2 separate regions of the Homo sapiens genome follow, and region 2 is linked to region 1. The links are chromatin contacts, found by Hi-C in ENCODE. All regions are on one chromosome and are shown on one strand. Each heading gives the region's core, a stretch centred on a gene start or an enhancer-like site at or near the end of the contact. The rest is flanking DNA. Distances are from core to core; before and after follow the strand shown. Region 1 overlaps ETV6 (ETS variant transcription factor 6). Region 2 has its middle 110 kb from the start of BCL2L14.

The links. A loop is a pair of places that touch in the nucleus more often than their neighbours do. Pooled maps may share reads with other maps.
Region 2: a pooled map shows a loop between it and region 1 (4-fold over the local background). The contact joins two enhancer-like sites. A Hi-C loop is called at or near these places in 1 of 168 maps with a recorded cell type or tissue (PC-9) and 8 of 50 pooled maps.

What each region holds. Positions count from the first base shown.
Region 1 is chr12:11,777,334-11,781,391 of GRCh38, forward strand. All of the region lies in intron 2 of ETV6 (ETS variant transcription factor 6), which reads left to right. Among named protein-coding and RNA genes, the nearest start is that of ETV6, 130 kb to the left of the region's middle. RefSeq lists an enhancer at 3,380-3,449. Within about 2 kb of position 2,203, at least 6 of the 41 ENCODE cell types and tissues checked have a DNase peak (open chromatin) inside an H3K27ac peak, as active enhancers do.
Region 2 is chr12:11,956,157-11,960,214 of GRCh38, forward strand. No RefSeq gene overlaps it. Among named protein-coding and RNA genes, the nearest start is that of BCL2L14, 110 kb to the right of the region's middle. RefSeq lists a silencer at 2,159-2,453 and an enhancer at 2,419-3,618. Within about 2 kb of position 2,200, at least 4 of the 41 ENCODE cell types and tissues checked have a DNase peak (open chromatin) inside an H3K27ac peak, as active enhancers do.

The DNA.
Region 1 (4,058 bases), core at 953-3,452:
CAATTGTTTTTAATCCATAAAAATAAACCAAAAGGCTATGGAGGAAAATAGTTATTGTGGTTATCTCTAGGTAGAAGGATTGTGGGTAGAATTTCTTTCTCTTTACTGTGGAGTTTTTTTGTTTTTTTTTTCTTCTGGCATTGCCCAGGATTATTTCTGTCCATCAGGGCGTAGTGGGTCACTTCTGTACCCAGCAGCTTGCACCTAGATTTATTGTGTCAAAATGCAAATCTGGGCGTGCATTTTCCATTGTCCCCTCCCCACCTGCGCTTAAAACCCCTCCTTGTCTTCCTGCTGTAAGTAGGATAAATGCACCAGCTGTACTGGGCCTTTCCCATTTCCCATGCTGATCACATTCTCTCGCCTCTTTCTTCTGGCTACAACACACTTCTTCATTCCAAACCCTTCCCCCTGACCCACCTCCACCCCCCACCCTAGCAAGATTAATTCCCTGTAATTCTAGTTCATCCTTTTGGCCCCAGTTTAAGCCATTTATTCATGCCAGGCTTTACAGAAGACTCACCAGCACCTCCAATGGGCTTCCAAGGTGCTCTCAACTTCCCTTAACACAGGTTCCCAGTTTATCCTCACCACTGAAGCCCAAGAGCTGGGACTGTGCCAGATTGATCACCAGTGCATTCCCCCAGCACACAGCAGGACTCGGCTCACCCTGGATGGTTCTTAAGCATTTATGAATGGGTGGATCTCACCTACGTGACCTGGAACTTCTCTGTTCTCAGAGCAAGCCATGTCAAATAGCAGAAAATGCACCGGCTTTGGAGCCTACTGCAGGACTAGATGTCTCAGGGTCGCAGTTTCCTCATCCCTAAAAAGGGGAATCACGATGCTTATCTCATGCAGTTATTGTGAGGTTACAAGAGTTACTGCTTATGAAGGGCCCTGTCCAGCATCTGGCACGTGGCAGGTCCTCCGTGAATGACAGCGCCTTCCTGGGCAGCCTGGCGAGCGCACACGCGTGTGCACACACACACACTCCTGTGTTTAATATAGCCCTGTCTGTTGTGAGCCACTTGAGGAGAGGTGTCCCTAGAAGAAACTTTTTTCCCAGAAAATGAGGCCTGGCTGGTGCTCATCCTGAGTTCCTGGAAGGCAGTGTTTTCTTGTAACCATCTGAGATTCCTGGGGCTGGGTATAGTGCCTGATGCTCTCAATATATGCGTGTTGAATCAAACCAGAAGAAGCAGGCTGAGGCACTGAGTGAAAACCTATGTGGATGTCCTGCTGCCTTTTCCTTGTGGAGGGTAGATCATTCCCAACTCTGCCTGAAACTTTGATGCCTTATTGGAGGAAGAGAAAGGTAACTCCCTTGTTGAGCCATAGAGCTCTTAGTTTTTCTTTCTTAAAAAAAAAATCACTCTTCTTTCAAACACCATTAAATTAGTCCAGTTATGTACACTGGGCTTGTATTGCATGGTTTATATAAAAGCTAAGTTCTTTCTTTAAGATTGGAGCCCTCCGTGTGAGTGATTTCAGGATAAAAGGCCTTAGAGGATTAGACACATTATTCGTTTGTAAAACTGATTGCTCAAGTGATACAGCCCTAGGGCTGCCCCCTTATTGTAGCTTCTTGAACACTGTCAAACTGTCAGACTTGGGTTGGTGGTTATTTTATCTCGCAAACAACCAAAACCAGATTTACATTGTAAGTAGATACTAGCGTGGCTTTTGTCCTTCCTATATCTAGGCCCTGAATACTTCAGAGCCAGATTAAATGCTTTGCTCTATTTTTTCATAGATTTGGGCTTCGACCAAACATACAAGTTGAGCCTGTTGACTTCTCTCTTTGTGGATGCACACGTGCGTCTCTGCGTATATTTGTGCATGCTTTCCCGAATAAGTCCTCTTTTAAAACTCAGCCTTTCATCATTTTAGAAATGATTTGCTCTTTTACAGCTTGTACTTTTTATGGTTCTTAGAGGATCACTGCAGCAAATATATTTGGCAGAAATTGAGCACACAAGCCCTTCCCCAGAACTCAGTACTGAATTTGTTCAGTTCCCATCTTAAAAACTTGAAACTCCTTTGACTTTTCCTGTGATGTGCTTATTTCTGATCTGAAACTGTAGTTCAAAGCTAGACTTGGTAATCATTCACGTCAAGAAAGGAATGGATTGCTCAAAAAAGAAGTCAGACTCTAAAAATAGCCTCCATACCGAGGCCCACTTTTCTACCTAGGGAATCAAGACAGAAATATTTCCAGGATTGAAATGACATAGTTCAAGTGACGCAACCATTTGGCTGCCTGCTATTTTTCTCTTTTCTGCCAGAAGGAAAATATATAATGTAGAAAAATTCCCCTAGAGTTGTTAAAATAATCACTGAAATAACCTTTGGTGCTTAGTATGGTACCCTGGAAAACTTGGATCTCTAGAATGGTTCATTTCAGAGCTTTTCCAGATAGCCAAGTTTTTATTAGAAAATTGGTTGGTATAGACGGTGCTCACTGTGACTGTTCAGTGCATGATGAGAATCCTTCTTTACAGAGATAAAAAGTGTGAAGAGAATTGCTGAGAAGTAACCATTCATTCCCTTCTGCATTTGCCTAGTGTGCTGTGTAATTAAATGAGCTGATAAAATTTACAAGAAATAAAGCTTTATGCAATTACAAATAGATGACATGACTTTTTAAAAGGTTTTGCCCATATTTTTCACACACGCTCTACCTTTAGCCTTCTCTGCTTTCACACAGATGCTGAAAAACAAAAGAGTTAATTAGAAACCATTCCTTTTCTCTCTTTCTGGTACAGAGAAGGCTTCCACTAAGTATGTGCTGAATAAATGACCCAGTCTGAAAGTTTTAATTTATTACACAGTATATTCATAGAACTGTAACTGTTACAACCTCTAGTTTGATAGATGTAGCTGTTTTTGTTTTTTTAAGTTGAGATTATATTAATATCTGTCACTTGGGTTGCCAGCCTTTTAGAAGAAAATTTGGGGTTTATATTAGAATAGGTTTTAGGTTCAGTAGCCTGTATCCTTTTTTACTGCCCTGGGACAACAGCAAATATTCACCTAAATTCATTCTGTGGTGTAACACTTTAGAAGTATACCAGTTCTTCCTTGCAAATAACAACAAAAAGCTCTGAACAACTTAATCACAGAGAAAAAAAAAGCTTTTATTGGAGGTATATTGGGCAGCTCATTGGCTGATAAGGTAGCAGAAGCAAAAGGATACTTGGCAGCCCGGAGCTTAGCTGAGATGGAGCCATAAGGACAGTTTTATTAGGATGCCACCACAGCTCGGCTGCCAGTGGACACATGAATTCGTGAGACTAGCACCTCTGCCATAAATAACATCTCACCATCCCTGGGGAATTGGTCACTCCCTTAAGACTCAAACACTGTGGCAAGTGCATCTAATTGGCTGAGTCCAGGTTATGTTCCAGGGAACAGGGGAGAAAGCTCTGCCAATCTTGGGATTCCCCCACATGCGGTATGTGGATGCTGAGCAGACAAAAATATAGAAGTCTAGTAGATGATTGTAAGTTACTGTATAGCAGTGTGTTTCATCTTGTTCTTACGTCCTGTGGAAGCTTTCTTCATGGCGAAGTTAAGCAGTTCCACATCTGCATTCCCCCAGATCAGCACACCAAAGGTGAACAGCTTGGGTTTCCCCCTACTTTCAGTTACAGGTACAAGATGTTAGCAAACTATGCAAATCTCAATGAGTTTTGTTTCCTAATTCTGTTTGCATGCTAGGAAACTTGCCTCATGATACAACAGTAAACCCCTGCTTTAAGAAAAACATGAGGCTGGTTTAATATGTACAATGTCCAACTCTTAGGAAGTGTTTATTTTTCAATTGCCTTTAATAATTTCTCATAAAGATCGATGAGTCTAAGAATTGTGAAGGACCTCAGAGATGATATATTTCAACTTGTCATCCACGTCACGACTGTCTCTTTAGCATCCCAGAGATAGCAGGACAGTCCTCCCCTGCTTGTGTGTATTCAGTGGGAAGTACTTCCCTGCCCCCTTTTCGTCCCGTTCTTGGATGGTGCTAGATGTGAAAAATAGAGTTGAAACTCACCTCA
Region 2 (4,058 bases), core at 950-3,449, 180 kb after region 1:
CACCTTGGAAGCTGCTGGCAATTCTGCTGCCTCTGCCACCACGAGACTCTGAAGAATACTGTACATACACAGATGCCCCGTCTAGAAGTCCTTTCTGACAAGTCCTAAGGACATGCATGAACATCACATTGAGCCTTTCCTTCCCTTGCGAACACCATCATGTGGGAGAAGGGGAAGAGCCACTATCCAGGTCTCCCCACCTGTGGATCACTCTCAGCATCCACTCATCTCACCAGCTGCTAGGCTGACAGAGATCCACAGTGTGGCCAAGAAGAGCTTTTCACTCCATCCGCTCCGCCCCTAAAAACACACCTCTGTTGGAGTTACTGTAAGGGTCTGTGAATGAATGTTTAGATCCCCATTAGGGAAAGAGATCAGGGCTCAGGGATCAAGGATACGTGGTTCTCAGAGCTCATCACCTGCGAGAGGATACCTTTATTGTTCATCCATATGCTGATCCCAGCCTTGCTCCCTGCCCCACTCATACGAAAAGCCTAACTATAGCTAACTCTATTTATAAATCCCATGAATACACAAGTCAGGCTTACGGTGGTTTTGTAAACCATTTCTCTCCTTTTATTTTTATTTTTTTGTCCTATTCAATTACTTTGCATCTCAGTTGATGCCAAAATATCAGTGGATATGCACACATTCTAAAAACTTCAGTGTACTGCTCAGAAAATATGGAAAAACAGACACTCTGAATATCCTCTCCAAAGCTCAGCACTGAGAAACAAACTACCTGTGCAAAGAAAACCGCAAATAGATGCTGTTTGCCCTGTTTGTTTATAGATGAATTTTCATTTTGCATTATGCTTTTCATACGAGTGCATCCTAAAAAGATTTTCACAATGAACTGTGTACATGTAGTAAAGATTGCAAAAAGAGGGAAATAATAAAGGATAAAAGCAAAGACTAAACTTTCTACCAAAGATTTTGGAGGAAAAAGCGTTGGCCAGGATAAATAAAATATTTTTAAATGAGTGGTGTATAATTAAATGGTCAGAGAAATAACTGAAGGCAAGTAAATTGACTTTCTTTTCCTTTTTTTACATTTCTTATTTCTCCCTTGCATAAGACAACCAAGGTTTGAGCCAGCTGCTGTCTTCTTCCTATCTATGGGACTTTGAGAAGTTTATTTCTGTTACCTCCATAAGCCTCAGTCTCTTCATCTGTTAAATAAAAGATAATTGGAGGCTGAGGCAGGAGAATGGCGTGAACCCGGAAGGCGGAGCTTGCAGTGAGCCGAGACTGCGCCACTGCACTCCAGCCTGGGTGACAGTGAGACTCCATCTCAAAAAAAAAAAAAAAAAACAAAAAAACAAAAAAAAAAAAACACACATAATTGGCTGGGCATGGTGGCTCATGCCTGTAATCCCAGCACTTTGGGAGGCTGAGGCAGGCGGTTCACAAGATCAAGAGATCGAGACCATCCTGGCCAACATGGTGAAACCCCGTCTCTACTAAAAATACAAAAATTAGCTGGGCATGGTGGTGTGTGCCTATAATCCCAGCTACTCAGCAGGCTGAGGCAGAGAATTGCTTGATTGCTTGAACCTGGGAGGCGGAGACTGCAGTGAGCCAAGATCGCACCACTGCACACCAGCCTAGAGATAGAGTGAGACTCCGTCTCAAAAAAAAAAAAAAAAAAAAAAATTACAGGACCCATCTCTTTGAGTAACTGTATTAAATGTGAATGCAGCACCTAGCCACATTACTATGCACATAGAAAGTATTCAATAATGTTTACTGCTATTAATATTAATATTTCCTTCATAAATTTATTAATATTCATTTTCTCCCATCTTAACCCTTCTGGGCCCCTCAATCCACTGGACCTGCCTTCAGCCTCCTGCCTCTTTACTGCCTTCATTCGCACTTCTTTGAGTCAGGTTGGCAAACCCCTTCATAATCCGCCCAATCTAGTTTTCCAGCCCCCAATACTCTCCTGACCTATAAATTCGCTTTCTGCATTGGCCACAATGAACTCCTCCCAGGTGGCAGCTCTTTGGATCTCTCTATCCTTCCTTTCTTTGTGCTCTTTTCCTGGAATGTCCTTCTCTTGTCATCCTACCCAAGACAATCAGTTTCTCCCTCTATCGCTCCTTGAATTCGCCTCTGATATTGCACTTGTGTCTGCATATTGACAGGTTTATGGAAGACACTTCCTAGCCATCTTGTGAGCTCCTTGAAGGAACTGTGTCTTTATCTGTATAGCCCCACCTAGCAGATGCTCAAGGCATGCTTGTGGAATGAATAAGGGAACAGATCATTTCTTCTGAGCTGTTTGCAGTCTGGCTAAGCCAATTGAAAGAATGCCTTCTCTTGCAATCTACAAATTGAAAAGCCTGTGAGACCCTCAGGACACTCAGGCAAGTTTTCCAGCATATGTGACAATACCAAGCCTTAGTGCATTTGCCTCTCACGTGGAGGAGTCTCTTCTAAAAATGAAACAGAGATGAAGGGTGAGACTCTTACAGTGGTTCAACTCCCCTAAGATCCTCTTGTGATTTAGAAGCATCTTGGAAAGAAATCCTTGACACTCGCCTCGCCCACCCTGAGCTATAAGGTAAAGCTCTCGGTGGTAAACGTGGCTCCCTGGTAGGGAGACTTCTTTTATCCTCATTGTTTCTGGAGGGGGAAGTGTTAGCACAGAGACTCCCTGGGAAACCCGAGGATGCCTCACCACCTCACCATAACAGCAGGAAACCCAGAAATGATTCACAGCTGAAACCTCTGGCCCACATCGACACATCACATCACATGGTTGTTTCAACTGGAAACCAAACAGCCATCTGGGCATGATTATCTGTATTTTTGTGAAGGTGTAAATACACAGTGAGTAGGAAGAGTCCAATAAAACCTATTATAATGTTGGTGGTGGGCACCACAAAGAGAGCACCCCTTAATAGACATTCCCTGGTCCAGTGAAAGACATACTTTGTACTGAGTCCCGCGCCTGGGAGACCTTCCAGGAAAGTAAATCCCCAGGAGAGAGAGGCATTTCCCAGTAGGTGCTTTGCTTTTTGGTTGTTTTCTTTTCTTGGTTGTTTACTTTGTTCTACTTTGTTTTTACTACAGTTCTGTCCTACTGGTGGCGGAGTGGGACTCCTTCATGATGTGGCACAGTTTCCTTGAGTTTTAGGAAGAAACGGCCCATGTGGCAGATTCAGAAACAATGAATCAGCACCTAAACAAACAGGAAGGTAAGCGGCCCTCCCAAGGTCACCTGGGTAGTGGCAGGGTGTGAACCAGAGTCCAGGTGTCCTGACCACCCACCACCGCCTGTCCTCCTCCCTCATACAAGATCCCTTCTAGGCCAGCGCTGAGAATAAAGGCAGCGGCATCATGGGGAGGGGGTGAGGACAGAAGGGTCAGGGAAGGCACTGGGAGGGAGAGGCAATCCCAACCCAACTCCAACAGCCTAGGGTCAAAGCCCAGCTCCACTCCTGGCAGCTGTGAGACTTTGGTGCATTTAATGTCCTTGAGCCTCTATTTCTTCACCTGGAAAATGGGATTGATGACAATATGCGTCCCTCCAACAACTAAATGGCACATCAAAGCTTTGGTTAAAGGGGTTGGCACATCGTGAGGACCACGTCAGCTCTTAATACTCCAATGATGGCTTCCCTATAAGTGCAGAGTCTTCTTCAAGTGGTGGTTAGCACGGGTTTTGCCTGTTCCTTTAATCATGGCTGTGAATTTGCTCCGGCACCATTGTTCCCAAAGTAGAATTTACTGGCAGCTTCCCCCCACCCATGACCCATCTCTGCTTGGAAATTTTTTAGTAGTAGTACTGGCTACTTTTAAGGAGAACTCATTCCACTGTTGCACAATGGCAGCTCTTAGAAAGATCCCTCTTGAATTGGGATAAAATCTGATCTCCCTCTCTATAATTTCTCCCCACTGGTCTTAACACTACTGCTTTGCTTCCCATACTTGGAGAAATGCTCCCCCAGAGACTCTAGGTGATGTATTGGGGATCAGTAAACCCATAAAATAAATAAGGCATGTTTTCCTTATGAATCAAATTAAAATGAAGATTTCTTAGGGAAACA